Regions from separate parts of the Homo sapiens genome. Here region 1 is linked to region 2. The links are chromatin loops, found by intact Hi-C in ENCODE. Cell type or tissue: Calu3. All regions are shown on one strand. Links, peaks and the distances in the headings refer to the core of each region. The heading gives the core; the rest is flanking DNA.

Region 1 (16,938 bases), core at 7,713-12,712, 290 kb before region 2:
AATTTCAGGGTTAGGGCCAGAATTAGGTGTGGGTTAGAAACAGGGCTGGGGTTCCCTACTTGAGGTTGGTTAACTAGCTGACTGCAGCTGGGATTGGAGGAGCACATCCAGGGGATTTGGATCACCCTCGTTCCATTCCAAGGAAGACCTCTTCTTTTTTTTTTGAGATGGAGTTTCACTCTTGTTGCCCAGGCTGAAGTGCAGTGGCACAATCTTGGCCCACTGCAACCTCCACCTCCTGGGTTCAAGCGATTCTCCTGCCTCAGCCTCCTGGTAGTTGGGATTACAGGCATGTGCCACCACGCCTGGTTAATTTTTGTATTTTTAGTAGAGATGGGGTTTCACTATGTTGGCCAGGCTGGTCTTGAACTCCTGCCCTCAGGTGATCTGCCCGCCTCGGCCTACCCAAAGTGCTGGGATTATAGGCGTGAGCCACTGTGCCCGGTCCATGGAAGACCTCTTCTAAAAGGCCTCTGAACTCTGTGTTGGCTGTTATGGACTTCCCAGAGATGTCCCTCACAAACAGCTTCTGCACCCTCTGCACAGATCCGTGGGACCTTCTGGTGCTGGTCTCGCTCCTCTCTGATGTCCCCATGTTATGAATGGGGATTGGAGACAACTGGGACTATGCGAAATAGCAAGCTATCTACATACAGGGAAGCACAGTATGCAGTGATGGATGCCCCCACCCCCAACCTGGTCTGCTGTAGTCCCTCCTAAAAGGCTTCTTTCTTCACTGTGGAGGCCTTCAGGTGTTCATGAAGTCATTCTAGCTGCTATCTGATTTCTCCCAGCTGAGTAAAGGCTGGCTTGAAATAGCATGCTTAACCTGCTGCAGTTGGAGGAGCTTGGTCTAGAGGTAGGGACCAGCCCTGGATGTTGGGTCATCCCTCAAAAAGGCCTCTTGGCTGGCCGCAGTGGCTCACGCCTGTAATCCCAGCACTTTGGGAGGCCAAGGTGGGTGGATCACCTCAGGTCAGGAGTTCAAGACCAGCCTGGCCAACATGGTGAAACCCCATCTCTACTAAAAATATAAAAATTTGGCTGGGCATGGTGGCTCATGTCTGTAATCCCAACAGTTTGGGAGGCCGAGGCAGGCAGATCACCTGAGGTCAGGAGTTTGAGACCAGCCTGGCCAACATGGAGAAACCCTGTCTCTAATGAAAATACAAAAATTAGCCGGGTGTGGTGGTGCATGCCTGTAATCCCAGCTACTCAGGAGGCTGAGGCACAAGAATTGCTTGAATCTGGGAGGCAGAGGTTGCAGTGAGCCGAGATTGCGCCACTTTACTCCAGCCTGGGCGACAGAGTGAGACCCTGTCTCAAAAGAAAAGAAAAGAAAAAAAAAAGCCTCTATAACCTCCAGAGGTTGCTGGTGCTAGTCCTGCTGATTGCTGAGGAAGGAGCCTGGGAGCCCAGCATGCCTGTTCTCCATGGGAGCCTCGAAAGGACCAGCAAGCCTGTCCTACTTCTCTCTGACCTCACCTGCTGAGAGCTGGAGCTGGAAAGCCATGGGGTGGGGGTCACACAGTTAGTCTTGGCCGGGTGCAGTGGCTCATACCTGTAATCCCAGCACTTTAAGAGGCCGAGGCAGGAGGATCATTTGAGGCCAGGATCTCAAGACCAGCCTGGGCAACATGAAAAGACCACATCTCTATAAAAAATATAAAAATTAGCTGGGCATGATGGTGTGTGCTTGTAGTCCCAGCTACTCGGGAGGGTCGCTTAAGGCCAGGAATTTGAGGCTGCAGTGAGCTGAGATTGTACTACTGTACTCCAGCCTAGGCAACAGAGCAAGACCTTATATCGAAACAAACAAACAAAAAACCCCAAAACAGCCTCCTGAGGTGTGAGGAGCTTGATCTGGGGCTTTTGTACACCTAGAGATAGGTATCTGGAGGGGACCTTCAGAAAGGCCTTTGCACTTTATGCAGAAGCCCCTGGGGGCTGAGCAAGTCAATCTGGCTTCCAGACCATGGTGTGAGAGAGTGACCAGGACGATTGCAGGTGGCCAATTGGCTGGAGAGGATGGAGCCCAGATGGGTTTTCAAAGAGCCCTTGTTCCACAGAAGGTCTCCCTGAAAGTTCCCTTCCCCCCTCACAGTGGCCACTGGGGTCATCCCATGGGGTTCCATCACTCTTCAGCCTCCTCCATGTGATAAACTGGGCCGTAAGTCCCTGGTAGTTATTGGAAAGCCGGCTGGCTGCATGGAGTGGGTAGGGAGGCTTCTTGGGATATCAGATGCCCTCAGTTCCTGTAGTGCCCCTCCTGAAAGGCCACTGCACTCACCACGGAGAACCCCAGTGCTGATCTGTGCCATTCTCCCCAATTCTTTTCTTCCCTGCCCAAGAGATGGGGCCACTAAGTGCCCGAGTCAGGTTGTGTGTCTAGCCACCTGTGTTGGGAAAGCATGTACTGGTGTTTGGCTTTGCTTCTGTTCCCCAGTGGGTCCTCCCTAAAGGGACTGGGCACCCTTAGTGTTAGCGCCTGGGGATTTTCCCATGTCAGTCTTGCTGCCCTCCAAACTCCTTTACCCAAGAAATAGGGCCACCAGGTGCCTGGGTTATTATCTAAAGACCAGACAGACACAGAGGGCTGGGGATCCCTGCTCAGAGTTCTTATTGTTCCTGCTTTCCCTTAGGTCTGTTCTTTTTCTTTCTTTTTTTTTTTTTGAGGTGGAGTTTTGTTCTTGTTGCCCAGGCTGGAGTGCAATGGTGCCGTCTCGGCTCACTGCAACCTCTGCCTCCCAGGTTCAAGCGATTCTCCTGCCTCAGACTCCCAAGTAGGCGGGATTACAGGCGCCCACCACCATGCCTAGCTAATTTTTTTGTATTTTTAGTAGAGATGGAGTTTCACCATGTTGGCCAGGCTGGTCTCAAACTCCTGACCTCAGGTGATCTGCCTGCCTCGGCCTCCCAAAGTGCTGGGATTACAGGCGTTGAGTCACTGTGCCCGGCCTCCCTTAGGTCTGTTCTAAAAGGACTCTGCATCCTCTGTGGAAGTCTCCAGGGCTACCTCTGTCAATCCCTCTCTTCTCCTTTCTCCCCTGCATGAGAAATGGGGTCACAAAATCCCCAGGCTGAGGTCGAATGGTAAGACAGCTTCAGTGAATGCTTATGACAGTTGGGACTTAGCCTCTGCAGAGAAAATTAGAGACTTCCTATCAGGACTATGAAGTGGGGACTTAGACTTGGGAGCTGAAATCAGAATTTAGCATCTGTAGGGGCAGTGGAGGAGAGTTGGTCCCTGGAGGGGGATTCGGGGAACCTAGTGCTGGTGGCATAAATTGGGACTTATCCTCTGGAGGCAGAGATCCCGACTTGCTTTCTGGCAAGATAGGTCAAGACTCAGCCTTGAAGCATAAAGTAGGACTTAGGTCCTAGAGCTATTAATGTGGAGTTAGCTTCTGAAGGGGGAATTGGGGACCTAGTAGTAGGCGACATAGTATCTGGCAGGGGGAAGGCAGGACTTAGTGTCTGGTGTGAGGAGTCTGGTGTTAGTGCCTGCCTGAGGACCCTAAACTCAGTGTCTGATGGGTGAGAATCAATGTCTAGAACTGTAAAGGGATTGAGGTTTTACCCTATTTTCAAGCCAACAAGATGTCTTATATCATGGAGGCAAGCAGAAGACAAGAGATTCCTTGGTCAGAGATAAAGGATTATACTATTCACAGCAAAAGCAGTAGCCAGAGTATCAGCATGATGTTTGGGCTGGTTTGCCATGCCCCCAGGTCTCAGAGGGGTATGCAGGTGGGCCTAGATGCATGTGTGCGCACATAGTGGGGTTGTGTTATAGGAGAGGTACACTGAATGTGGTGGATTCATTGCTTTTATAATGAGCAGTGACAAGCTCTGCTTTTGTCTGGAAGGAGATATTACCTGATTTCTCAAGGGAGCTCATTGAGCCACTGCCTCTGTAAAGAGTGGTCAGGGACTCGCATTCTTGGCATGCCTAGCACAAATGTGCAGGGACCCTCAGGAACCACGGCGCATTGCCTTTTGGTAAGTCAGATTGACCAAATGGCCTGCTTTGTGATTTGATAAGATGTTCTGATTTGGGGGTTGACCATAAGTCTGGGTTCACAGGTTGACCAGATGTCTTGATTCAACCAACTGTTCCTTTTAGAAGTTTGGTTGACTAGATGTCCATTTAGATAATTGGCCAAAAAAGACTCAGATAGTGCTGGGCTTTAATGTTTGTCAGGGCGGAGGCTTCCACCACTGGGGAGTGGAGCTAGAGCCTGTGCCCCAATAGATTGAGTTCCCAGGTCCAGGAGTTCCAGAGAGGGCAAGAGAGCCACACTGGGGGCCTTGGATTACCTGTAATTCCTGGTGATCTCCTCCTCAGACTTCTCAGAACACACCACTGTGGCCCCTGGAGCTCCCTGGAACCATTCCACTCCTCTCCCCTCTACCTTGATTGAGAAATGGGCTGGAAGTGACTGGGTTAGGAGGCTAGCCAGTTCTGTTGCGGTGGGGGACGGTTCCCTATTTTAGGCTTCGGATCATCCCTGGTCTTCTGAGGGTCTTCAATAAAGACCTCTATACTCTCTTTGGAGCCTTGGGAACCTCCCTGTGCCAGCCCTGTTGCTCTCTCAATACCCTCTTTTGAGAAATGGGGATGAAAAAGAACCAAGTAGAGATCAGACAACTAGTAGGCCACAGTGAGGGTTGGGGATGGGGAGGAGGAGGCCAGCCTGGACCATCATATCCACCTGGTACCTTGGAGAGCTCCAATGAAATGGCCTTTGTAGGTTAGGGTTGAGCCCAGGAATTCATAAACAACTTTATGACATTGCTTTCCCCAGCTCCTGACCTCATGTGCATGGATTGGATCCTGATTTACATACCAAAGACTGTGAGCTGAGCTAATGCTCCGTCCAAGTCCTAGACTAACTACTGGGTGGTACACAATGGGATGGACCTGAATAACACTGTAAAGTCTGTAAAAACTGAATGGAAAAAAAACCCACACCAACAGAAGGCAGGATGGAACTTGTGGCCTGAACCTAACCGTATAGATTGCATGCTAAAACAAATGTATCAACATTCTTCATATGATTTAAACAAGGCCCATATTATGTATTATGAATACACAATATTCAAAATGGCCAGGATACAATCCAAAATTACTCAGCATGCAAAGAATAATGAAATGCTCAATTCAAATGGGGAACAACAACCAGTAGATGCCAAGAATAAGATGATGCAGATGTTGGAATAATCTGACAAGCACTTTAAAGCAGCTTTATAAAAATGATTGAATGAGCAATCATCCTTGAAACAAATATTAAAATGGAAAGTATTGGAATAGAAAAGAGGAGACATAAAGACTAATCAAATGGAAATTTTGAAACTGAAAGATAAAATTTTAAAAAATCACTGGGTAGGCACAACAGCAGAATAGAGATGACAGAGTGAAGAGCCAGTGAACTTAAAAATAGATCAATAAAAAATATGAAACCTGAGCAACACAGAGAAAAAAAGATTGAAAAACAACAACAGTCTGAGGAACTTGTGGGGTAACAACAAAAAGTCTAATATTCAAGCTATTGGAGTCCCAGAAAGAGAGGAGTGTGGGGCAGAAAAAATATTTGAGGCCGGGTGAAGGCAGTGGCTCAAGCCTGTAATTTCGGCACTACAGAGGGGGCCAAGGCGGGAGGATCATCTGAGCCCATGAGTTTGAGACCAGCCTGAGCAACATAAGGAGACCCTGTCTCTAAAATAATAATAATAATAAAATAAAAAAATAAAATAAAAAAAAAGCTAGGCGTGGTGGCATTTGCCTGTGGTCCCAGCTACTTGGGAGGTTGAGGTGGGAGGATTGCTTGAGCTCAGGAGGTCAAGGCTGCAGTGAGCTGTGATTGTGCCACTGCACTACAGGCCTGGGTGACAGAGCAAGACCCTGTCTCAAAAAATATACATATTTAAAGCAATAATGGCCCCAAACTTTCCAAGTTAGGTGAAGACATAAAGTCAAGAAGATGGGCAAACCCCCAATAGGATAAAGCTAAAGAAATCCACATCCAGACACATAATCAAATTGCTGAAAACTAACGGCAAAATAAAATATCTTGAAAGCAGTGAGAGAAAAATGGCTCATTACCTGTAGGAGAACAGTGATTTCAATGACTATGGATTTCTCATCACAAACCGTGAAGGCCAGTGCTATGGTTTGAGCATACCCACCAAAACTCACATTGGAACCTTAGTTTCCAGTGCAACAATGTTGGCAGATGGTGCCTTTAAGATATGATTAGGTTGTTAAGATACATTAATGTCTTTCTCGTGAGACTAGATTAGTTCTGATGGATTAGTTCTCTCTGAAATGCATTAGCTCCTATGAGAGCGGGTTGTTATAAAGTGAGGTTGTCTCTTGTGTTTGGTTTCTCTGCATGCACCTGCTGCCCCTTTGCCTTCTCTGCTATCTTGTGATGCAGCACGTGGCCCTCACCAGAAGCTAAGCAGATGCCAGCACCATGCTGTTAACCTTTCCAGCCACCAGAGTTGTGAGCCAAATAAATCTCTTTCTTCGTAAGTTACCCAGACCCAGGTATTCTATGATAGCAATACAAAACAGATTCAGACAGACAGAAGGAAATTACACACTTTTAAAGTGCCAAAAGGCTGAAAGAAAAGAACTATTGACCCTGAATTGCATATCCAGTGAAAATAGCCTTCATGTGAAATAAAGACATTCTCATATGAAAGAGTGAAATAAAGACATTCTCATATGAAAGAAAAGAAAACTAAGGGAATTCATAGCCAGGATACCTGTTCTAAAAGAATTGCTAAAGGATACTTGTTCTAAAAGAATTGCTAAAGGAAGTTCCTTTTTTTTTTTTTAAATCGAATTTTCCAGGCTGGAATGCAGTGGTGCGATCTCAGCTCACTGCGACCTCCACTTCCCTCCACTTCCCGGGTTCAGGCCATTCTCCTGCCTCAGCCTCCTGAGTAGCTGGGATTACAGGCTCCCGCCATGATGCCCGGCTAATTTTTGTATTTTTAGTAGAGACAGGGTTTCACCATGTTGGCCAGGCTGGTCTTCAACTCCTGACCTCAGGTGATCCACCTGCCTCGGGCTCCCAAACTGCTGGGATTACAGGCAAGAGCCACCGTTCCCAGCCAGGAAGTTCTGTAAACTATAAAAAGGATACAAGAAGGAAACTTGGAACATCAGGAATGAAGGAAGAAGAACAGGAATGGTAAACATCTTGGTAAATATAATGGACTATTCTCCTTTTGAGTTCTTTAAAACATGTTTGACAGTTCAAAGCAAAAGTTTTTAACACTGATGAGTTTTCAATGTATACAGAATATATAATACACTTGTAACATGAAGGAGAAAGGGTCATGCCTGTAATCCCAACACTTTGGGAGGCCAAGGTCAGGAGTTCGAGACCAGCCTAGTCAACATGGCGAAACCCCATCTCTACTAAAAATACAAAAATTAGCTGGGCTTGGTGGTGGGCACCTGTAATCCCAGCTACTCAGGAGGCTGAGGTGGGAGAATCACTTGAACCCGGGAGGTGGAGGTTGAAGTGAGCTGAGATCACACCACTGCACTCCAGCCTGGGCAACAGAGTGAGAGACTCCATCTCAAAACAAAAACAAAAAACAAATCCAACTTGAATTTCAAAGAACTGAAATAAAAAATATGCTCTCTGACCATAATAGAATTAAATCTGAAATCAATACCCAAAAAGATAATAATAAAATCTCCAATCATTTAGAAATTAAACACACTTCTAAATAATCCATGGGTCAAAGAAAATGTCTCCAAGGAAATTAGAAAATATTTTTAATTTAACAAAAATGAAAATACAATATATCAGACTTTGTGGGCTGCAGAAAGAGCAGTACTGAGAGGAAAATGTATAGCATTAAATGTTATTTTAGAACAGAAGAAATGTCTCAAATCCATAATCTGAGATTCCAATTTAAGAAACTAGAAAAAGAGCAAAATAAATCAGAATAAAGCAGAAGGAAGGAATAACAAAGATAAAAGGATAAATCAATGAAATTGACAACCAAAAAATGAAATCAAAAGCTAGGTCTTTGAAAGATCAATGCAACTGATAAACCTCTAGCAAGACTGACAAAGAAAAAAGACACAAATAACCAATAGCAGGTAAAAAAGGGGATATCACTACAAACCTCTCAGGCATTATTAAAAGGATAATAAGGAAATACTATTAATAACTCTACATACATAAATTTGACAACTTAGATGAAAAGGATCAATTCCTTGGAAGCCGCAAACTAACAGACCTCACCAAAATTAAGTAAGGCAACCAAGTGGCCTTGTCATTATTAAGGAATGTTAAAAAGCTTCTGAAAAAGAAATCTCCGGGTCCAAATGTTTTCGCTGATGAATTTTGCCAAATATTTAAAGAAGAATAATAATTATACATTTTCTTTTCCAGATAGTAGAAGAAGGAATACTTTCCAATTCATTTTATAAGGCCAGAATTACCCTGATGTCAACCACAGACAAAAGATAGTAGCTGCAAAAATCCTCAACAAAATATTAGAAAATGGAATTCAGCAACACATAAAAGTAGTAATATGTCATGACCAAGGGAGGTTTATCTCAGGAATGCAAGAATTGATCATATTAACAGTCTAAAGAAGGAAAACCACATAATCACATTAATACATGCAGAAAAGTAAATGAGAAGGGAACTTCCTCAATTTGAGAAAGGCCATCCACAAAAATACATATAACTAATATCATATTTAATAATAAAAGACTGCATGCTTTTCTCTTGAGATTGGGAACAAGACAAGGCTGTCTACTCTTACTATTTCCATTCAACATAATAGTGGCAATTTTAGCCAGTGTAATAATGCAAGAAAAATAAAAACATACAAACTGGAAAGAAAGAAAGAAAATTGTCTCTATTCACAGAAGACATGATTATACACCCAAAGAATCTCAGAGAAGCTACAGAAATACTCTTAGAACCAATTAGTGAGGTTAGCAAACTCATCAGATACAAAGTCAACCTATAAACGCCAATCACACTTCTATAAACAAGCAATGATCAACTGGAAACAAATCCAAAAAATAATAATAAGGTTGGGTGTGGTGGCTCACGCCTGTAATCCCAGCACTTTGGGAGGCTGAGGTGTGTGGATCGCTTGAATACAGGAGTGCAAGGTTGCAGTGAGCTATGATCGTGCCACTTCACTCTAGCCTGGCCCATAGAGCAAGACCCTGTCTCAAATAATAATAATAATAACATTTACAATAGCTCCCAAAAGTGAAATACTTGGATATAAATCTAACAAAACATGTACAAGATCTGTATGCTGAAACCTACAAAACACTGATGACAAAAATTGAAGAAGGCCTAAATAACGGGAGAGACATGCCCTGTTCATGGATAAGACTCAGAATAGTAAAGAAGTCAATTATCTCCAAATCGTTTTACAGATTTAAAGCAATTTCAGGCCTGGCGCGGTGGCTCATTCCTGTAATCCCAGAGCTTTGGGAAGTCAAGGCGGGAGGATCACCAGGAGTTTGAGGCCAGCCTGGGCAGCATAACAAGACTTCGTCTCTGAAAAGCAAAAAATCCAAAAAACCAACCAACCAAACAAACGAAAAAATGACCATAGTGGCACGCACCTGCAGTCTCAGCCCAGCTACTCGGGAGACTGACGTGGGAGGGTTGCTTCAGCCTGGGAGGTAGAGGCAGCAATGAACCATGATCGTGCCCCTGCACTCCGACCTGGGTGACAGAGTAGATCCTGTCTAAAAAAAAAAAAGCAATTCCAATTAAAAAATTGTAGCTTGATTTCTTTTGTAGATATCGTCAAGCTGATTTGAAAATTTATATGGAAGGTCAAAGGAATTAAAATAGCCAAAACAATTTTGAAAAAGAGCAAAGTTACAGAAATCACACTACCTAATTTTAAGACTAATTTATAGTGACAGAAAGCAGATCAGTGGTTTCCTGGGAGCAGGGGACAGGCAGGCAGAGGGGCTGAAGAAAAGGATTATGACAGGACAAGAAAAGTTTTGGGGTAGTGGATAGATTCATTATCTTGTTTGTGGTGTTGGTTTCATGAATGTATATATGTGACAAATTTGTCAAATTATACACTTTAAATATGTACAGGCCAATTATAACTCAATAAAGCTATTTTTAAAATAAGTATTCTTTCCAAAGAGACATATTACTTTTACATCCAGTAGGTGGCAGCTGGAACCATGGATTTTGACAGCATGTTTGAGTCTAACCCTCCAGCCGTATTTTAGTTTGTAAAATAACATATAGGAGATGAAATATCTATGTAGGTTAGTTAGCATTGTGGTATATTTTATAAGATTGTGATGAAAATAAAAAGGAACATAATAGGTCATTACCAGGTTACTATTTATTGTTCCTTGAAGCTTTAATATAGTTAAGTATGAAATGCAGAATCAAGAAGAGATATGTACCCACCCACCCTGGCAATTTACAAAGAATCAAGAGGCTGATTGACAGTTGAACGATTCTTCGCCCTTCTATAGTACCTTTTACAGAAAGCCTTATAAGTGTGTTATCAAAACCACCTGTCACCCCTTGTTAAAAATGCTCTGCCTTTTAAAAGTTGTAAATTAAAACTTAACGCTGTTAATAAAATCATTGCCTCATTTTTCTTTCTAACTAGATTGAAATTTCAGGCCCAGAATTCTCTAGTTGTCTTCAGAGCTCCCTCTGGCAGGAAAGAAGACCTGTCCTCATCCCGCATAGGAGTAGGGAGCAATTCCTTTGACCCCCAGACCAGTTATCTGTTGAAAAAGAAAAGAGGGAATCTCAGGTGAAAGGTAATTCACAAGTATTCTTCAAAAGCATTTTTATGATTTGTAGTAATATACTTAGCCACCTATTATCTTTGTTTTATCTCCTATCATAAAAAGGAATTACCTGACTGGATATTTATGGTCCAACCCAATTATTCATATAGTTAATAATTCAACTAGCAATCATTTACGACTAACTTAGATTTAAAACTGGATTACTCCTATCATCTGCCGCCTGCTAAGAAAGGGGTTTCTACATTATGTATTTCTTTTCAGCTCAAAAGCTCTACGATTTTTATCAGTGTTTATTCTGCTGCCAAAAGATGTTTAAAATCTGAAAAATCCTTAAGACATCAAAACAATCAACTGATCTTCTAGGCATGTTGTAAATACTGGCTTTCCAAGTTCATTCTACTGATCTGAAGAATTTCAATAAACAGGAAGTAAAAAAATTAATGTACAAAGTAGGCTAAACAGATCATCTTGGACTTCAGATAACTTACTCTCTAGAAAATTGAAATAAAATGTTTTTCAGTCTAGTATGATGAGCTTAACATGCTAAATAGGATTATGCTTTGGAAGTATGCAAAAGTACCAATCACTCAGTTACTTACCCCTGTAAGTATTTGGGATCCCCCACCCCCAAAATAAAAGAAATAGCCATATCACCTTGAAAATTCCACCAGCTTCAGGTTGCCTCAAAAGACCCTCGGGGTCCATCCCATCCCGGGCGCAGGTCACATACATTTCAGAGTAATTCTTCCCTCCAAAGCAGCATGAAGTTGTTTTATCAACAGGCAACTTCACAGTTTGAAGTCTTTTCCCTAGACCACCAAATATTTTATTTTAAGTTTAGTTGTAGCAATTTCCAACCTGTGTATTGTTTCTAGGGAAGATCTAAGAAGACTGTGGAGGTCAGGATTCATCTGTGCATTTAATATTTAATCTACTTTCCCTGACAATTTATTTTGAGCAAAAAGTCGCACCTCTACAGGAAAAGAAATTCTGACTGTAACTTTCGGGCTATATCTCTGCCTAGCCATGACAAGGATTTTTCATTTTGCTGCAGGCCTACCTGTCACAGGATCTAAACGAATCACTCTTCCTCCATTGTAACAGGCCACCCAGAGCTTCCCCTCAGCATCAATACACATTCCATCTGGGATTTGTTCTTCCTTTTCTAGCTTGTAAACACTTCTGCGGTTGGCTATGGTTAAAAGGCAAAAACAAAAACAGAACCACAACAAAACAACAGGCCACTAAATACTGAGAATCAAACCGAGAGCTCTCAAGCTGGTTATAAATACAGATCACTTCAGCTTATCCAGTGTCTGGCATGTGAACAAAGGATTTTTACCACATGATTGGGATGGATTCATTGTCTTTTGTTTGGGTACAGGCATATCTGTTTAAGCATTCAGATGGAGAGAGAAAAAAGAAAGCAGAATTCTTACTAAAATACCAATAATACTTCTTTTTGAAGCTGACCTGAACTGGGGCCCTGCATGTCTATGTCAAGTACATGTCAGCTTGTGGTTAGACCTTTGCTGTTTCAGTTACAAAACTCTTGAGATCCGCAAGGCAACTTAATGGTACCACGTGAACAGTTCATGCACAAAAACTAGCAAGATACATGAATTCTTTTTCTGCCTGACTGAGTGCTCCAAATTCAAGACTAAATATTAGAAGAGCCTGTTTCTTGCAGGAGGGGCACTCAGAAACAAACTAGGTGCCCTTAAAGGGGGGTAACCGTGGTATACAAAAAACAAATATCAAAATCCAAAACTTTATACTACAAAGTCCAGGTCACTACAGTCATTAGATTGAGGTATAATGGAAAAATGTTAAAACCACATACAATGACAATGGGTAAAAACTGTCATAAAAAAGAGCACTACATCTTTCTTTCTTTCTTTCTTTCTTTCTTTCTTTCTTTCTTTCTTTCTTTCTTTCTTTCTTTCTTTCTTTCCTTCTTCTTTCTTTCTTTCTTTCTTCTTCTTTTCTTTCTTTCTTTCTTTTTTTTTTGACAGTGTCTCGCTCTGTCGTCAGGCAGGAGTACAGTGGCGCGATCTCGGCTCACTGCAACCCCTGCCTCCCGGGTTCAAGCGATTCTCCTGCTTCAGCCTCCCGAGCACTACATATTTCAAAGCAAAACATCTGCACCAGAATAGTTTGCCTCTGATTAAATCTGCATGCAGAGTTCTGGGGATATTTTTTCCAAGTCATTTTTATTATTAATGTTGCTCTTTTGTTTCATAAAAGGTTTGGCACCTTTCATGAAACAGTTTCAAGGACTCCCTTCTAGATTCTAAATAATTCCTTCCCTCCCAGTTTCCAACTATGGCTCCTTTCAAGCGTATTGATGGAGTTGGACAACGTGCAATTACTTTTTTTTTTTGCTTTTCCATTTTGAAAGGTTGGTAATTAGCTTCTGAGTACTTGCCTATGGTTAACTAAAGTACAAACAAGAAATAGCAATCAAAAACCTCAAGTTTTCTGCTCTTTTGCGCCAATACTCCATTAAGTATTATCTGCCTTTAGGCACCTCCTGGTAGAATAGGATCTCTTTTGCAGTGAACCTCTTTCTGGTGATGATGGCAAGGAAAAGGATTGAGAATCTACCCATATTTGTATTAATTATTTTTTATTAGCTTCCCCAGATCTATCCATATTATGCCAAACTCTTGCCATATTTAAATATGTTGAGGACCATGATTTGATTGGCAGCACAGTCAAGTCTGTGCTGTCGTTACTATATTAGAATAGTAGCATCAGAAAGCTCTCCATTTAAGTGAAGACTTCTTCACATGAGGCGAGGGAGAGGCGCCTTACTAGTCACAAACATATGAAAACAATAGTGGCAGCACTGAGACAAATAATGAAAAATACATACAGATCTGTCCTGTCTGCAGGTCATAGTCAAAGGCATCCACGGAGTAGGACAGGCTGTCAATGTAATAGAAGATTTTGTGGTCTAGCGACCAATCCAAACCATTGGAAATGTCCACCTGGTCAAAGTACTTTTTCACGTGGTGATCAGGAAAGAGGGAGTACAGGGCCCCCTGGTGCCGCTCAAGAACTGCTGGAGCTGTTTCCTCAGCCATGGTGCCTACAAAAACCAAAGAGCACTGAGCTCTGCCCCATAGCATCTTACCCCATGCACGACACCATCCTTTCTCACCAGGGATCCTTTCCAGTGATTAAATCAAAGGAAATCACTATACAATTCCAATCTGGGCCATATATATATATGTGTGTGTGTGTGTGTGTGTGTGTGTGTGTGTGTATATATATATATATATATAAAGTATATATAATATGTATATATAAGTGTATATAATATGTATATATATGAGTATATATAATATGTATATATAAGTATATATAATATGTATATATAAGTATATATAATATATGTATATATAATTTTATATTATATTTATATAATATAATATTATATAAATTATATTATATGATTATATATTATATTATATTATAATTATATAATATAATTTTATATTATATATACTTATATATATATAAAATGACAATTATCTTGCATATAATGCAAATTAAAACTGTGCCTAGAAGTTCTGGTTCAAGATAAGAAGGAGTAAACATGCACGAACCTCATTTTCTCCCACTGAGCACAGCTATAAAACCTGGATAAAATACATGGCACAGCCATCTTGGAACTCTGAAAAGCCTGGTTGCCCAGGCTGGAGTGCAGTAATGCAGTCTCGGCTCATGCAGCCTCCACCTCCCCCAGGCTCAGGTGATTCTCCTACCTCAGCCTCCCGAGTAGCTCAAGCAGCTCAAGCAATCCACCTGCCTTGGCCTCCAAAGTGCTGGGGTCACAGGCATGAGCTGCCATGCCAAGCCTCCTCCTTCTCCTTCTCCGTCTCCTTCTTCTTCTATCTTCTTCTTCTTCTTCTTCTTTTTTTTTTTTTTTTGGCAGAGTGTTGCTCTGTTGCCCAGGCTGGAGTGCAGTGGCGTGATCACAGCTCATTGCAGCCTCAACCTCCCGGACTGAAGCATTCCTCCCACCTCCGCCTCTGAGCAGCTGGGACTATGGGAGTAAGCCACCATGCCTGGCTCATTTGTTTTATTTTTTTTGTAGAGACGGGGTTTCACTGTGTTGCCCAGGCTGGTCTCAGACTCCCGAGCTCAAGTGATCTACTTGCCTCGGCCTCCCAAAGTGCTGGGATTATAGGCTTGAGCCACCGCGCCCGGCCAAAGGATTTCAACAAGACTCAGGGCCTCATAATATTCAAAATGTCTAGAACACAACCCCAGATTACTTGGCAACACAAAGAAACATGGAAATCTCAACTCACATAGGAGAAGAGAATCAACAGATGCCGAAAATGAGATGGCACAGATGCCAGAGACAATGTAGATGGGAAGCCTGAATAGCAAGCAAGACAGGGTCGATCCTCCCTCCCTGGGGAGAAGGATGTTCCCTCGGCAGTTTCCTGCTCTAGGGCAGTTGGGTTTATTTCATGACTCTCCCTGCACATTATCTGCCTCACAGAAAAAGAGGCCTGGAACATGCATGTGAATCTCCTGCTGCTTGGAAAGCCTCTTCCTTGGTGGATAGAATAATCTAGAGCCCTGGCTTCATTATCTAGTAACAAGCATAGACAGGTCAGATCTTGGGTGTGGTGATATATTCAGGGTGCGATCACCTTGAGAATCCATCTAGACTATAAGATAACCCCACCTTTTTCTGGGCCTGGGGCACCTCCGAGCACCTGCCAAGAGCTATGACCTCTCTTGAGAAAGAGTCTCAGGTGCTTCTGGCAGATGCATAGCACTAGTATATACCTAACAGGTATATACTAGTGTACTAGTGTTATGCATCTGCCAGAATACTACAGTATTATATTATAATTATATATAATATAATATTATATATTAATATAATATATATAGTTGTATTATATATTATATAATATATAATTATATTTATATATAATATGATTATATTATATATGCTTATATAATTATAATACTATATTATAATATATAATTTAAAATTATATATGATAATACATAAAGTAAAACTATATATTATTATAAGTATAATATTATAGTATTGGTATTAGTACTATAGAATACTATAGTAATACCTAATAGTTACACCTACAATGACACCTGCAATTTTAAGAGGTCTCCTGATGGCCCAGAGACTCCATGCTTAGAATGGAGGCCTTGGAGGCCATCTTTATTTTTGTCTCACAGAGTGCCTCAGAACTGTAAACTTTGTAAGAAAAATATGGAGCTCTTCATGCATTTGCATGTCATCCTTGTGCAGAGGCCATGCTAATCTTCTCTCTATCGTTCCAACTTTAGTAGATGTGCTGCTGAAGCGAGCACAGAACTGTCAACTTCTACTTAAAAGAAGGAGAGAAAATCAATTTCACCAGGAGGTGAAATATCCAATCACATATCTTTATCTTGCAGAAATTACTGCAGAAGGGCTTCCAACAGATTCTCATCTTTAATCTTTCAACCTGTCCCGGACCATATCTGTGGTTGTATAAAGTCCAGGAAGATGGGAAGCAGTCTACAGTCAGCTGCTCTGACCTCTCCTGCCTTCCATATTGAAGTTGCACAGGGCCAGGACAGCAGGGCCAACAATGTGAGGCGGCAGTGTGGGAAGGTGGGAATAGTAGAGATGGAGAATCAACTTCGGCTAACTCAGAAGGTTATTATGATGAGAAATATATGTGAAGTGCAGTATCTAATTTAAAACTGTAGATAAAATTCTTTTAAACCTGCATGTAAGTCATTCTGCAACCATCATAGTAAACTTTGGTTCAAGAAAGAATCATCAATGAATGTAAAACTTAAGGAAGAAATTTTGATGAGGACCAGGATATTTGTGTGGACTTAGAGTATCTCCCCATGTTGTAGCCAGCCTCCAAGATAGCCCCTAATGATTCCCACCTTTCAGCATTCTCACCCTTGGATAGTTCCCTCTGTCATTGTCTGTGTGACCAATAGCATATGGCATAAGTGATGGTATGTCACTTCCGATTGGTTAAAGACTGTAGCTTGCATCTTGGATCTTGGGTGCATGCGTTCTCTCTCTCTTTCTCTCTCTCTCTCTCTCTCTCTCTCTCTCTCTCTCTCTCTCTCTC
Region 2 (16,938 bases), core at 5,839-10,838:
ATTAGGTTGGACCAGGAAGGTAGCTGTGGAAATGATGAGAAGTGATTGGCTTTTGGTTTTATTTTGAAGGTAGTACCAACAAGAAGTCCTGATGGATTAGATTGGGGTATGAGAAAAAGAGAGGAATCAAAGATAATCTAAGCACCTAGCAGAATAAGGTTTCTATTTACTGAGATGAGTAAGAATGAAGGAGCAAGTTCAAACAGAAAAGTTGAATTTGGTTCTGTAAGTGTTTAGTTTGAGGTGTCTACTAGACAACTAAGGTGGTTTAATATGTGAGTCTGGGGTTCGAGAGAATGGTCATAGTTGAAGATATTTATTTGAGAGCTACTTATAATGGCAATTAAAGTCACAGCATTTGATGAGACTAGATAGAGATGAACACAGCTACAGAAAAAAAGAGGTCTCAAGAGAGAGCCACGGGGAATATGAAGAAGGACCAAAACCAAAAACCTAGACTGGCTGTCTGGGTTTTCTTCAAATTGATGGGAGTGACAGGGTGGAATGTTCCACCCTGTCACTCCCATTAATTTAAAAAATGGGAGTGACTCTCACCTGTAATCCTAGGTCTTTGGGAGGCTGAGGCAGGTAGATCACTTGAGCTCAGGAGTTTGAGACAAGCCTGGGCAACATGGCAAAACCCCACCTCTACAAAAAATACAAAAAATAGCCAGGTGTGGTGGCACGTGCCTGTAGTCCCAGCTACTCGGGAGGCTGATGCAGGAGAATCTCTTAAGCCCAGGAGGTGGAGTTTGCAGTGAGCCAAGATCGTGCCACTGCACTCCAGCCTGGGCGACAGAGTGAGATCCTATCTCAAAAAACAAAAATGAAAACAAAACAAACATACAAAAAGCCTATACAAATTTGATAAAGCACCCATCAGAAGACTCTGAAATGTGAAGAAAAAAAGGCAGAATGATTGGGAACCTTGAGAATTAAGAAACAATCCAGAGGTGACTTCCCTGTTTATTTGTTTTGTTTTGTCTCCTATATACAATAGCCTGCTCCCTGGAGAAGCCCACATTCCAGAAATGTCAGTAAGCACAGACCAAAAAAATGCCCCAAGAAAAGTCCACTTTCCTTTGCCAAAAAATCAGGAAAAGCGTGGCTCAGCAGGACAGAAACATTTTGATTATACCTGCCTTATTCCAGGTGAACACCACAAGCAAAGCCTCACTCCTCTCTCTCCCAACTAGAAAGTGGAAAGGATTACTGAGAAAAGGGAGCTAAAGAAAGTGATCTTTAAAATCTGTGTACGAAATCCTTGGCAGACCTCTGAACAACTCATGTGTGAGACTGACTAGAAATAACACAACAAAAAGCTTCAGGACTGAACAATGGTCTGGAACATCACCCAGGTTTCAGATTGACCTGTGGGTAGCACACACATGAGCAGACCAAAATAGTATTGCAAAGCCTTTGAAAACTAAATGTGTATTTGGACCACAGCCCACAAAAGTAGGCTGATAGGCTTTGGCTGTGTCCCCACCCAAATCTCATCTTGAATTGTAGCTCCCATAATTCCCAGGTGTTGTAGGAGGGGCCTGGTGGGAGATAATTGAATCATGGGGGGCAGTTTCCCCCAACTGTTCTTGTGCTAGTGAATAAGTCTCACAAGATCTGATGGTTTTATAAGGAGTTTCCTCTTTTGCTTGGCTCTCATTCTCTCTTCCCCCTGCCGTGTAAGACGTGCCTTTTGCCTTCTGCCATGATTATGAGGCCTCCCATGCCTCCCATGTGGAACTGTGAGTCCATTAAACCTCCTTTTCTTTATAAATTACCCAGTCTTGGGTATGTCTTTATCAGCAGTGTGAAAATGGACTAGTACATAGGCCAAGATATGTGTTCTTAACTTAAACAGGTTAACTGCCTGCTATAATAGATTTGAATAAGGACCAAAGTCTCATAAAATAATACTCAAACTGTCTAGGATATAATAAAAATGACCCATCATACCAAGAATTATGAGAATCTCAGCCTGAATGAGAAAAGACAACCAACGCTAGCCAACATTGAGATGACACAGGCGTTGAAATTATTTGACAATAATTTTGAAGCAACTATGATAAAAGTGCTCCAACAAGCAGTCATGAACATTCTTGAAACTAATGAAAAAATAGAAAGCCTCAGCAAAGAAATAAAAGATATAAAAATGAACCAAATGGGAAGTGTAGAGCTATACAATAACTGAAATAACTCACTTGATGGGCTCAATAACAGAATGGAGATGACAGAGGAAAGAACCAGTGAACTTAAAGATAGATCAATAGGAATTACCCAATATGAATAAGAGAGAAAATAGACTGGAAAATAATGAACAGAGCCTCAGGGACCTATGGGACAATAACAAAATTTAGTAAAAGACATAAACCTAAAAACTTAAGAAGCTGAGCAAATCCTAACAGGATAGACCTAAAGGAATCGGCAGTCAGACACATCATAATCAAATTTCTGAAAAGTAATGACAAAGGAAAAATTCTTGAAAGCAGCCAGAGAAAAACGATGCATTCCCCATAAGTAATGTTCACAGTAGCTTTATTTGTAATAGCCAGAAACTCGGAACAAGCCAAATGCCCTTTAATGGGCAAATAGGTAAAGTGGTACATCCATACAGTGAACTACTACTCAGGCAGAACAAGGAATATATTACTGATACATGTAACAACTTGAATTATGTTTTTTCTCATGTTTTCTCATGTTATTATGCTGAGTGAAAAAAGACAATTTGCTGTGTTGTTTCTCAAAATGTTCAATTTATATGACACTCTTGAAATGACAAAATTTTAATGATGAGAACAGATTAATGGTTGGCGGGGGCTAGGGATAGGGTATAATTATAAAGAGGTAGCAAAAGGAAGTTTCTTTGTGGCAGTGGACTAGTTCTGTGTCCTGATTGTGGTGGTGGTTACATGAATCTATACTATACAATCACCCCTCAAAGTAAACATATATAAAAACTGGTGAAATCCACCAGTTCTATAGTTCTGTAGTTTCATTAAGTTCATTCAGTTCCATAGTTTCTGTTCTTTCTTCCTTCCTGCCTTCCTCCCTTTCTCCCTTCCTCTCCTTCTCTCCTTCTCTCCTTCTCTCTTTCTCTCTTTCTTTCTTCACAGTTTCGCTCTTGTGGCCCAGGCTGGAGTGCAGTGGCATGATCTCGGCACACTGCAACCTCCACCTCCCAGGTTCAAGGATTCTCCTGCCTCAGCCTCCTGAGTAGCTGGGATTACAGGTGCCTGCCACCATGCCTGGCTAATTTTTGTATTTTTAGTAGAGACGGGTTTTCACCATGTTGGCCAGGCTAGTCTTGAACTCCTGACCGCAAGTGATCTGCCTGCCTTGGCCTCCCAAAGTGCTGGGATTACAGGCGTGAGCCACCCGCACCCGGCCAGTTCTGTAGTTTCATTAAGAGTATTGTGACAATGTCAGTTTACTGCTTTTGATTATATACTATGGTTATGTCAAAAGCTATCGTTACAGGAAAGCTGGGAACAGGTATATGGGATCTCTCTATAGTATTTTTGCAACTTCTTGTGAGTCTTAAATTATTCCAAAATAAAAAGTTAAATAAAAACTAATAAGAAATAATCAATGAGGTGGAAGAAGAGTCCAGAGGCCACAAGAAGAAAGTCTTTCACGTAGACTGAAATGACCACAGGATTTGGTTACGTGGAGGTTGTTAGGGACTTAGGACAAGAGCAGTTTTTGTGGAGATACAGGAACGAAAGCCTGACTGGAGGGTGTTCAAGAGAGACTGAAAGGAGAGGAGATGGGAACAATGAATATAGTGTGGAAAAGTTAAGGTTCATTTTGAAAAACAACAACAACAACAACAACAACAACAACAACAACAACAAAACAGGCTGGAGGTGGTGGCTCACGTCTGTAATCCCAGCACTTTGGGAGGCAGAGGTGGGTGGATCACTTGAAGTCAGGAGTTTGGGACCAGCCTGGCCAACATGGTGAAACTTTGCCTCTACTAAAACTACAAAAAGTAGCTGGGCATGGCGGTGCATGCCTGTAATCCCAGCTACTAGGGAGGCTGAGACAGGAGAATCACTTGAACCCGGGAGGTGGAAGTTGCAGTGAGCCGAGATTGTGCCACTGCACTCCAGACCGGCTGACAGAGCGAGATTCTGTCTCACAAAACAAACAAACAAACACCCTCAAAACCAAATAGAAGGTCAGTCATGGTGGCTCACGCCTGTAGTCCCAGAACTTCGGGAAGCTGAGGTAGGAGGATCTTTTGAGACCAGGACGTTGAGACCAGCCTGGGCATTATGGCGAAGCCCATCTCTTCCAAAAAAATACACAAATTAGCCAGGCGTGGTGACACATGCCTGTTGTCCCAGCTACTTGGGAGGCTGAGATGGGAGGAACACCTGAGCCAAGGACATCAAGGCTACAGTGAGCCATGTTTGCACCACTGCACTCCAGCCTGGGTGACAGAATGAGACCCTGTCTCAAAACAAACAAACAAACAACCTGAAAAAACAACAAAACACATTAATTTCTATCTCATAGATTTTTTTTCATGTTACATAAGCTACATGTTAAGTTGTAAATCACCATTAAATTATTTAACTTTGTAAGTAGGCTCTGGTGTTATAAAATACGTGATACTTTCCTGCCTTGTTTTGTACATCTGTTTTTAAAAATACAATTATGTCACTCTGAGGGCCTCTGAGGGATAAATTATACTACTTGTTAATAACCAGGGTAGCAAGAGACAGTGTTTGAAGATAAGATGGAAAAATAATGCAGCAGATTAATTAATAATGTGACACATCTGGATGTTTTCAACTCTCAGACTGCAGTAATGATCCTATCTCCTTGACTACCAGCAGTTCATGCTTGTTGTCAAAAACAAAAACAGTCTTGCAGAAGCTTAAAGTAGAAATAGTAAATAGAAAACTGCTTTCTCTCTGCAAAAAACAAACAGAAAACTCCACCAAAATGCTTTTCCTGTAATCCCAATAATACGATTTGTTATAAACAGATAAACAATGTAAGTTAAAGGCGAGGCCTTATGCTTGACAAAATTAAGAGATCTACGTAGCACTTTCAGAAGAAGACTTAACTGAGATTCCAACTATAGCATCTGTGTTGGAAGAAAAAAGTCAAGACCAAAAAAACATAATCAAAGAGTCAGAGGCCAGGTGCGTTGGCTCACGTCTGTAATCCCAGCACTTTGGGAGGCTGAGGTGGGCAGATCACTTGAAGTCAGGAGTTCAAGACCAGCCTGGCCACTGTTGTGGAACCCCATCTCTACTAAAAATACAAAAATTAGCCAGGTGTGGTGGCACACACCTGTAGTCCCAGCTACTCGGGAGGCTGAGGCAGGAGAATCGCTTGAACCTGGGAGGCGGAGATTGCAGTGAGCTGAGATCACACCACTGCACTCCAGCCTGAGTGACAGAGTGAGATTGTCTCAAAGAAATAATTTAAAAAATTAAAAAATTTTTAAAAGGCCGGGCACAGTGGCTCACGCCTGTAATCCCAGCACTTTGAGTGGCCGAGGTGGGTGGATTACCTGAGGTCGGGAGTTCGAGACCAGCCTGGCTAACATGGTGAAAACCCATCTCTACTAAAAATACAAAAATTAGCCAGGTGTGGTGGTGGGTGCCTGTAATCCCAGATACTGGGGAGGCTGAGGCAGGAGAATCACTTGAACCTGGGAGGCGGACGTTGCAGTGAGCCGAGATCGCACCACTGCACTCCAGCCTGGGAGACAGAGCGAGACTCCATCTCAAATAAAATAAAATATAAGAAAGAATCTGGTTCAACATGCCCTGTGATCCTATCTAATCAGGACTCTGAGACAACTTCACCACATTGTTGTAATGAGAGAACCTAATGAATACCTGAAGCTCTGTTCTTAAAGAATAAGAGATAATACCAGTGTACATACGTGTAGCAGTTCAGTTCATCAATATCGCATCACTAATAAGTTTGTTTGTTTACTCTCTTGCTGATTCATTCGTTCATTCATGTATTTAACAGTTATTTATTGAGTACACCTACTATGCTAGACCCTGAGAATATAAGAATGGACAAGGTATGGTCCCTGCTGTCCACACAGTGCTTGCAATCTAGAGGGGAAAACCAAACAAAACAAAAACAGACAATTACAAGATAATGTAGTAATTATTATTATTGCTAACCTTTATTGTGTTCCACCCATGTGCTAGGTGCTATCCTAAATATTTGTCATGCATTATCTTAGTGAATTCACGCAACACCCTTATGAGTTAAGTGCTATTATCATTCCTATGTCAAAGATGAGAATAATAAAACCAAGAGTGCTTTGGTAACTTAATCAAGGCCACGCAATTTGGACAACGCCAGGGATGTCTTATTCCAAAGTCAGAAGTCAACTATAACAGCATCTGAAGCCTAGGGACTCAGGTAAGTTTTCCTAGACTGGGTAGCTTTAGCAGGAGGTGAGTTTAGAGAGATGACCAGGGGTCACATCATCACAGGTCTTTCAAACCCTCTAAGGATGTATCCTGAAAGCAATGCAATAGCATTTGTTTTAGTTATTATAACCTTGTAACTGTCAGTTCCAAAATGTAGGGGCTTAAAACAAGTACCATTTAATTGCTCACAATTCTGTCAGTTGGGAATCTGAGGATGGCTTAGTAGGGGCAGCTTGATCCCTCTCCATGTGTTGTCAACTGGGGTGGCTCCACAAGCAGTGAAGGATCCTAGATTACCTCATTCACATGTCTAGGACCTTGGTGGAGGATTTTGGCTGGGTGGCTTGCTTCTCTTTCACATAGCTTCCAAAAGAGCAGAAACGGAAGCTGCAAGGTCTCTTAAGGCTTAGGCCTTGAGCTGAACTGGCATAGCACCCATTTCCATCACATTCTATTGGTCAAAGCAGGCTACAAGATCAGACATGATTCAAGGGGAAGAAAGAGGCTCCACCTCTTGATAGTAAGAGTGGCAAAGTCATGGTGAAAAAGGCATTCAGGATGGGAAGGAGTGTTGTGGCAATCTTTGGAAGCAATCTACTACATCACAATGTTTTAAGAAGGGGCACAGCACGCAGGAAGGAGTAAGAAGACTGCTGCAGTTACCTGGGGCAGCAAGGGGGTAGGCCTGAATCCCAACCTGATTGACAACCAGAATTATCTGAGGCACTTATTAAAAATACAGATTCCCAGGCCCTGCCACAGACCTACTGAATCTGAACCCCTAGAAGTGAAGCCTGAAAATATACATTTTTAATGCTCTTTCTTTCAACAGATATTTGTTGGACACCTACTCTGTGCTAGGCACTATTCTGTGCTCTGGGGATAAAAAGTAGTGAATGATATAGACAAGGTTCCTGTTTTCTCCTGGGGGCAGGGAGTGAGGTGGGGGAAACAGACAAAAAAAAATTGAACAACTAAATAAACAAATGAATATATTTTTGTACCAAGATTATCCTTTCTGAAAATAAACAAAATCGGTTACTGTAAAATCATGACAAATACTTGAGAAAACAGGTGGAGATGAAAAAAATGGACATGTATATAAAGGTTATTTATTATAGCATTGTGGTAATGGCATTAGATTTGCGAAAAGTAGTTTTATTGAAGTGTGATTTAGGTACAATAAACTGCACTCACCTAAAGTGTACAATTCAGTAATTATTTTTTGAGATGGAGTCTCGCTCTGTCACACAGGCTGGAGTGCAGTGGCGTGATCTCTGCTCACTGCAACCTCCACCTCCTGGATTCAAGCGATTCTCCTGCCTCAGTCTCCTGAGTAGCTGGGATTACAGGTGTGCACCACCACACCCAGCTAATTTTTTATATTTTTGGTAGAGATGGGGTTTCACCATGTTGACCAGGCTGGTCTCAAACTCCTGACTTCAAGAGATCCACCCTCCCAGCCCCCTGCGCTTGGCCTACCAAAGTGCTGGGATTACAGGCGTGAGCCACCACGCCTGGCCCAATTCAGCAAATTTTGACAGATGTCACATCCCCTTATTCCCATATCCAATCCCCAGAACAACCACTGATCTGCTTTCTGTCACTATAGATCATCTTGCAATATTTAGAATTTCATGCAAATGGAATCATACAGTACATAATAGCAAGAGATCTTTCCTCACCTAAATGAACAGCAATAGTGGTACTTTGTGGTACATCTATTCAATAAAGTATTATGCAGCTGGGGGAGGGGAAGCTTTTCATGTATTAACCTGAAATAATTTCCCAAAAATATTGTTCAGTGGAAAATGCATGGCACAGAACAGTGTGTAAAGTGTGGTGCCACTTATATACAAAGGGAAAAAAATATACCCATATATCTGCTTGTCTACACATAGACCATCTCTGATAAAAGCTGGCAACATAGGTTGCCTCATGGGAAGAAAACTGGGTGTCTGGGAGATGGGATGGGGAAATGACTTTTCACTATAAAATGTTTTGTTCTGGCCGGGTGCGGTGGTTCACACCTGTAATCCCAGCACTTTGGGAGGCTGAGGCGGTCGGATCACCTGAGCTCAGGAGTTCGAGACCAGCCTGGCCAACATGGCGAAACTCCGTCTCTACTAAAAATATAAAAATTAGCAGGGCATGGTGGCAGGCGCCTGTAATCCCAGCTACTCAAGAGGCTGAGGCACAAGAATCGCTTGAACCTAGGAGGCGGAGGTTGCAGTGAGCTCAGATCATGCCACTGCACTCCAGCCTGGGCAACGAGAGCAAAACTCTGTCTCAATAAATAAATAAATAAATAAAATGTTTTGTTCCTTTTGAATTTTGCACCGCACGAGTTTATCACTGTCTTAGTCTGTTTGTTCTGCTATAACAAAATAACCTAAGACTAGGTAATTTATAAAGAACAGAAATTTATTTCTTACACTTCTGGAGGCTGGGAAGTCCAAGATCAGGGTTCTGGCACTGATATCTGGTGAGGGCTGCTCTCTGCTTCCAAGACAACACCTGTTGCTGTGCCCTCACATGGTGGAACGTGGAAGGGCAAGAAAGAGCCCTTTCCCTTCAAACTTAAGCGCTTTTATCAGGGTGCTGATCCCATTCATAAGGGTGGAGCCCTCATGACACAATCACCTCTCAAAGGTCATACTTCTTAACACTATTGCATTGGGGATAAAGTTTTAACATGAATTTCCCAGGGGACACAAACATTCAAATCACAACAATCACCTATTCAAAGAACAACTAAAGGCTGGGCACGGTGGCTCATGCCTGTAATCCCAGCACTTTGGGAGACCCAGGTAGGTGAATCACGAGGTCAGGAGTTAGAGACCAGCCTGGCCAACATGGTGAAACCCCGTTTCTATTAAAAATACAAAAAATTAGCTGGGTGTGGTGGCAGGCACCTGTAATCCCAGCTACTCAGGAGGCTGAGGCAGGAGAATTGCTTGAAGCCAGGAGGGGGAGGTTGCAGTGAGCTGAGATCGAATACTGCACTCCAGCCTGGGCGACAGAGCAAGACTCCATCTCAAAAAAACAAAACAAGACAACAACAACAACAAAACAAAGAACGGCTAAAATTTTAAAAATTTAAATTATAATAAATAGAATGAGAAATTTCCCTAACCTTGGTAGATGACTTTATATATTATGTAATGTCAAATGGACTATAAACTTCAAATGTTCTAATTCAAATTCGATTAAAATTATAGTCAAAACCAGAAGCCACAACTAAACAAACTGATCTTGAAATGCATATGGAAAAGGTAGCCAGAGAAATCTGAAAAAACAGAAGAGCAATGATAGAGGAACCAGAATGATCAGATATTAAGACATATTATAAAGCCTTAAGAGTGTAACTAGGGCCAGGCACAGTGACTCATGCCTGTAATCCCAGAACTTTGGGAGGCTGAGACTGGAGGATTAAGTGAGCCATGATTGTGCTACTGCACTCCAGCTTAGGAGACAAGGTGAAACCCTGTCTCAAAAAAAAAAGAGAGTGAACTTCAATATAAAGAGATAGACCGAGGGAATAGAAGAGGAAACCCAGGAATGGAAATTGATACATAATAATTGAATCAGTAGGAAAAAAATGGACTCAGTGGAGTACCAAGCTAGGAAGAGGGACAGTGCGATGGCTCACCCTAAGTATAGAAGCATAGGGGTTCACCATTATGAAGAATTTGCAAACAATAATAAGGATGGATAAATCAGTCTTATTTTTATCATCATCAGGCATCAGTGATTCTGAAGAATGTCAATGATAAAATTCTCCTCCTACTCCAGCTGCTGAATGGACTGCTCCTACCCCCACCCCCACCTTCTTTGGAATGCTACTGAATGGAATATTTAATATAGTATGTTGGGACAAGTGGATAGCAACAAAGAAATAAATGAAAATGATTCAAATAGAGATTAAAGGCTTTATATAGCCAATGGGCATCTGGGAGCACCTCAAAAGTAGGTAACTTCCTGAGCCAAAGCAGAATTGGAGTTGTCATCAGTAGGGAGAAGAGAGGAGTAAATGACTTTGGTCTTGTCCCAGATGCAGTTTCTTTATCTGTAACCATTGCAAAACTTGCAGTTAGAATGAATGGAACAGGTTTGGTTTTTCAGCTCTTTCTTGGGATGGTTGGTGTAAGGTGCAATTTCACGTTGACAGCTGTGTGTATGCGTGTGTGTGTGTGTGTGTGTGTGTGTGTGAAAGAGAGAGAGAGACAAAGAGAGTGAGAAAGACAGAGATAGACATAGAGACAAAGAGGTGACGAGTTAAGAAAGGGGGGCAGGGAAAGAGAGAGTGGAAGTGAGGGAGTGAGTGAGGGAGGGAAAGGGGGAGAGAGAAAGAGAGAAAATTTACAATCAAACCAAGGAATAAATGTTCTCTACTTGACACCTCTTAGGCCAGTTTGGGTCATTGGTCATTACCTCTGGAGTCATAACAGTTCCCAGAGAGAAATGCTGGATTAATTGTTGTAAGCCTGGGATTTGGCTTCTCAGGTAGGGGCAATAGGATTACCATGACTAGCCTAGACTTCTCAGGACCTGCCCCTCAAGGTGAGCTGGTATCACCTTCACTAAATTATAAAGGCTGAACAAATGGAGGGAGAGATACTTAAATAAAATTGGGGTTTCTTCAACAAGCAGGATAAAGGATGGATGCTGGGTAGGTAACCAACAATGTCACCACATATACACTTATTCCAAAGTGAAGTGCACATGTAGAAATTTTATTTATTTATTTATTGAGATGGATTTTCTCTCTTGTTGCCCAGGCTGGAGTGCAATGGTGCAATCTCAGCTCACTGCAACCTCCGCCTCCTGGGTTCAAGCAATTATCCTGCCTCAGCCTCCCGAGTAGCTGGGATTACAGGCGTCTGCCACCACTCCTGGCTAATTTTTGTATTTTTAGTAGAGATGGGGTTTCTCCATGTCAGTCAGGCTGGTCTCGAGCTCCTGACCTCGGGTGATCCACCCGCCTTGGCCTCCAAAAGTGCTGAGATTACAGGCGTGAGCGACCGTGCCCAGCCAGAAATTTTATTATAGTGAACTTTTAAAGTACCTATAAAGGTATAGGTACTATACCTATACTATACTATACCTATAAAGGTATAGGTACTATAAAGTTTTGTAAGTAAACATGGGGGCCACAGAAGGCAAAACAGTACAGTGTTTGAGCATGAGCTGTGAGGTCAGATTACAGTGGCTTGAATCCCAGGAACTTGTGACCACAGCCAAGTTAAGATTCCTGAACTTCACTTTCCTCCTATGTAAAATGGGGATAATGGCTGGGAGCAGTGCAAAGGACATGAACAAGCAATTCCCAGTCATGGAAATGCAAAAGAGCTACTAAATATTTAAAATAATTTAGGCTGGGCATGATGGCTCATGCCTGGCACTTTGGGAGGCAGAGACAGAGGATGCTTGAGCTCAGGAATGCAAGACCAGTCTGGGCAACATAGCAAGACCCCATCTCTACAAAAGAATTTAAAAATTAGCTGGACATGGTGGCGTGTGCCTGTGGTCCCAGGTACTTGGGAGACTGAGATGCGAGGATCACTTGAGCCTGGGAAGTCGAGGCTGCAGTGAGCTCTGATTGCACTCCAGCCTGGGCAACAGAGTGAGACCCTGTCTCAAAAGTAAAATAAAATAAGGATGGTGCTGCTGATGATAGTATGGTGCTTTCATAGAATTGTTGTGAGGATTAAAAGAAACAATGTATGCTAAATCAGAGTAGTTAGTAAGTGCTCAAAATCACTATTAAATAATTGACCAAAGATTAAAATGTTTTGTAATACTGAATTTGATTAACAATTGCTCTTATTTTATTAGGATTTGACAGAATTTCTTGAGATGTTTTACACGACTCAGCCTATTAGCATCTGTTTTCCCCCTGGTAGGATTGACATGTGTTAACATACCCATCGCTAGATTCCTATGGCAAGAACAAGAAGTTCACCTGACGAAGCATGGGCTGATCTACCTGGCCCCTCCACCTGAAAGAACCAAATCTATGATGACATTTATTTTATTTTATTTTATTTTATTTTATTTTATTTTATTTTATTTATTTTGAGACGGAGTTTTGCTCTTGTTGCCCAGGTGGGAGTGCAATGGCATGATCTTGGCTCACCACAACCTCCAACTCTGGGGTTCAAGTGATTCTCCTGCCTCAGCTTCCCGAATAGGTGTGACTACAGGCATGTGCCACTACACCTGGCTAATTTTCTGTATTTTTAGTAGAGATGGGGTTTCTCCATGTTGGTCAGGCTGGTCTCGAACTCCCAACCTCCGGCGATCCACCTGCCTCAGCCTCCCAAATTGCTGGGATTACAGGCATGAGCCACTGTGCCTGGCCTTATTTATTTCTTTTTGAGACAGAGTCTCACTCTGTTACCCAGAATAGAGTGCAGTGGTGCGATCTTGGCTCACTGCAGCCTCTGCCTCCTGGGTTCAAGCAATTCTCGAGGCCCAGCCTCCTGAGTAGCTGGGATTACAGGTGTGCACCACCACACCAGCCAATTTTTTTGTTGTTGTATTTTTAATAAAGATGGAGTTTCACCATGTTGGCCAGGCTGGTCTCAAACTCCTGACCTCAAATAATCTGCATGCTTTGGCCTCCCAAAGTGCTGGGATTACAGGCATGAGACATCATGCTGGCTTATGATGACATTTTCAAGGTAGCATTTATTAAAGACCTTCTCCCTTTCCCACCTTTCAAGGCAATGTCTGTAAGTTGACTCCTCGCTCATAATTTTGATGTGATTCAGAGTCTCTGTAAAGCTCTAAGGCTTCAGGCAATAGAAGTTTTATGTAATTTTTTTTTCTTTTTTTTTTTTTTTGAGACAGAGTCTCACTCTGTCACCCAGGCTGGAGTGCAGTGGCATGAACACAGCTCACTGCTGCCTCAAACTCCTGGACTCAGGGTCTCCTCTCACCTTGGCCTCCCAAAGAGCTTGGACTACAGGCACACACCACCACACCCAGCTAACTTTGTTATTTTTGGTAGAGACGGGGGTCTCGCTATGTTGCCCAGGCTGGTCTCAAACTCTTGGCCTCAAGGGATCCTTCCTCCTTGGCCTCCCAAAGAGCTGGGATTACAGGCATGAGCCACTGCACCCAGCCTCTTTTCCCAACTCTTACACTGCCCTTAAAAATAATACACTGCCATGGCCCAGCACAGTGGCTCACACCTGTAATCCCAGCACTTTGGGAGGCTGAGGCCGGTGGATTGCCTGAGCTCAGGAGTTCGAGACCAGCCTGGATAACATGGTGAAACCCCATCTCTACTAAAATACAAAAAAATTAGCTGGGTGTGGCAGCGTGCGCCTGTAGTCCCAGCTACTCAGGAGGCTGAGACAGGATAATTGCTTGAACCCAGGAGGCAGAGGTTGCAATGAGCTGAGATCACCCCACTGCACTCCAGCCTGGGCAACAGAGCAAGACTCCGTGTCAAATAATGATAATAATGATAATAATAATAATAATAATAATACAGCGCCCTGTAAAAAATATTTTCAGGCCAGATGTGGTGGCTCACACCTGTAATCTCAGCACTTTGGAAGGCCAAGGCAAGAGAATCTCTTGAGGCCAGGAGTTCAAGACCAACCTGGGCAACAAAGCAAGACTCCCTATCTCTGTACTTTTTTTTTTTTTTTTTGAGACAGAGGCTCATTCTCTTATCCAGGCTGCAGTGCAGTGGTGCAATCTCGGCTCACTGCGGCCTCCGCCTCCCGAGTTCAAGTGATTCTCTTGCCTCAGCCTCCCAAGTAGCTGGGATTACAGGCACACACCACCACGCCTGGCTAATTTTTGTATTTTTAGTAGAGACAGGGTTTTGCCATGTTGGCCAGGCTGGTCTTGAACTCCTTACTTCAGGTGATCTGCCCACCTTGGCCACCCAAAGTGCCGGGATTACAGGTGTGAGCCACCGAGCTTGGCCAAAATTTTTTTTAAAAGATAAAATAAATTAAAAAATATATATTTCCAGTGCCACTGACCTCCCCTGTTATAACGAGAGGTCATGACAGGATGGATGTCTCTTATGTACATGTGCTGGAAACAAGTTCAATGTGAAGTGAGAAGACAAAGCAGGAACCTGGGGTGGAGGGAAGGTGAAAGAAACAATAATAAATAAAGATGTAGTCAGAAATTCTTAATTTTAATGCCTTACCCTCCAATGCCCAGGCTTGGACTCTTATGCGTTTTCAGTTTTGCCCATTCACAAATTAGTTTCATCTATAAACACAAAATTGACTCTTCATTCTTAGCTCTCCTTATTTCAAAAGGGCCAAAGAATCTGTAAAGTAATTCTTGTTGTATTTCCACAGATTTTGTTTTTATGTCTGTATTAAAGTTTAAAATAACAACAATAAACAATCTTGTCTGGGGCCGGGCACAGTGGCTCACGCTTGTAATCCCAACACTTTGGGAGGCCAAGGCAGGTGGATCACTTGAGGTCAGGAGTTCAAGACCAGCCTAGCCAACATGGTGAAACCCCCTCTCTACCAAAAAATACAAAAACTTAGCCGAGCATGGTAGCGTGTGCCTGTAGTCCCAGCTACTCAGGAGGCTGAGGTGGGAGAATCGCTTGAGCCCGGGAGGTGGAGGTTGCAGTGAACTGAGATCGCACCAGTGCACTCCAGCCTGGGTGACAGAGTGAGACCCTGTCTCACACACACACACAAAAATCTTGTCTGGTTTTGAAGTGTTTTCAAAAGATTTTCGAAATATTTTACCAGTTTCAAAGAAAACTTGGTATTTAGCATTTTATGTATTATCCACAATTCAACTTATTTGAATGTAATATAATTGCTGTCAGGGAGCTAATGAGAACTGATATACATTTGACTCTTTTGTCCTTTTGCAAATTGCAGTGCCCAAATACAGAGATGTTTCTTTAGGTTTGGGCAAGTCTGGTGAGACCATCTGTGACCTGCACACAGATTTGCTAAAGGACTTTTCTTTAAAAAATAGAACAAGGTGAAAATACTGTAAAGAAAAAAAATTTAGGTAGATGAAATTCTTATCCCATGATGGATGATAGGATGGGAAAGACTAACTCCCTTCATACAGGTCTCATGAATAGGAAACAATACCCATAGCGGCATCGATGGATACAGCCAGCAGGTGGCAGCAGGGGGCCGTGCCAGAAGAATTTACTAACTTGGAAAGGCCCTAGCTAAACTGCAACATGGGCCTTTGGGCTTAGGAGACAGCATCTGTGAGTGGTTGGAAGAGGGTATGATGTGTTTCCCAGCAGAAAAAGAAACGTGAAAGGGTCTTCCAGAAGCCCAGGATTAGCATCTGGTGTCTAAAATGAAGGACCCAGGCCGGGCGCGGCAGCTCATGCCTGTATCCCTGCACTTTGGGAAGCCGAGGCAGGTGGATAGCTTGAGCCCAGGAGTTCGAGACCAGCCTGAGCAAACTGGTGAAACCTCGTCTCTACTAAAAACACAAAAATTAGCCAGGCGTGGTGACGGGCGCCTGTAATCCCAGCTACTCGGGAGGCTGAGGCAGGAGAATCACTTGAACCCAGGAGGCAGAGGTTGCAGTGAGCCGAGATCGCACCACTGCACTCCAGCCTGGGTGACAGAGCGATACTCTGTCTTTAAAATAAAATAAAATAAAAGACCCAGAGTTGGGGTTGGTTGGCAGGGAACAGGGATGGATGCAAAAGAAAGGAGGGGTGGCATAGGAGTGAAACCATCCTCAAGGCAAGGAGGAAGGCATAGGAGAAAGAAGGGAGGAGGGTCAGCCTCTGACAAACAAATGGCAGTGCAGAGTAGGAAGCAGGGTAGAAAGGGTGGGGATCATTTATTTTTGTGTGAACTGGGAGTGGCACTAATTTTAAAAAGCTCTGAGGATAAGTGGAAGCAACTGAAATGTCCATGGATGAATAAATGGATAAGCAAAATGTGGTATATACATAGAATGGAATACTATTCAGCCTTAAAAAGGAAGGGGCCGGGCGCAGTAGCTCATGCCTGTAATCCCAGCACTTTGGGAGGCCAAGGCGGGCGGATCACCTGAGGTCAGGAGTTCAAGACCAGCTTGGCCAACATGGCAAAACCTCGTCTCTACTAAAAATACAAAAATTAGCCGAGCATGGTGCCGGGTGCCTGTAATCCCAACTACTAGGGAGACTGAGGTGGGAGAATCGCTTGAACCCAGGAGGTAGAGGTTACAGTGACCCGAGATTGCGCCATTGCACTCCGGCCTGGGTGACAAGAACAAAACTCTGTCTCAAAAAAAAAAAAAAAAAAAGAAAAGAAAAGAAAAGAAAGAAAGAAAGAAAGAGAAAAAGGAAGGCAATTCGACACATGTTGCAACATGGATGAACCTTCAGGACATTGTGACAAGTGAAATAAGCCAGTCACAAAAAAAGATAAATAGTGTATGATCCCACTTATATGATGTACCTAGAGTAGTCAAATTCATAGAGACAGAAAGTAGAAGGTGGTTACCAAGAGCTGAGGGGAAGGGAAAATGGAGAGTTGGTGTTTAATGGATAATG

What was found. Peaks named below come from ENCODE experiments on the same cell type or tissue, not always from the same donor. Only the 100,000 strongest peaks of a DNase experiment are listed, where the experiment ranks them.
Region 1: it touches region 2 in a loop (3-fold over the local background); 9 of 110 quality-filtered maps call a loop at or near these places.

What each region holds. Positions count from the first base shown.
Region 1 is chrX:47,086,739-47,103,676 of GRCh38, reverse strand. It overlaps RGN (regucalcin), which reads right to left. Exons shown (of 8, transcript NM_152869.4): 5 at 13,686-13,901; 6 at 11,868-11,999; 7 at 11,462-11,616; 8 at 10,364-10,780. The coding sequence ends at 10,730. It also overlaps the pseudogene RNU6-1189P. Among named protein-coding and RNA genes, the nearest start is that of RGN, 17 kb to the right of the region's middle. In Calu3, for the core only: a CTCF peak has its summit at 10,213 (motif pointing right); no DNase peak of the experiment used is centred there.
Region 2 is chrX:46,795,401-46,812,338 of GRCh38, reverse strand. No RefSeq gene overlaps it. Among named protein-coding and RNA genes, the nearest start is that of RP2, 33 kb to the left of the region's middle. RefSeq lists enhancers at 15,456-15,505, 15,596-15,645. In Calu3, for the core only: no CTCF peak of the experiment used is centred there; a DNase peak (open chromatin) is centred at 8,938.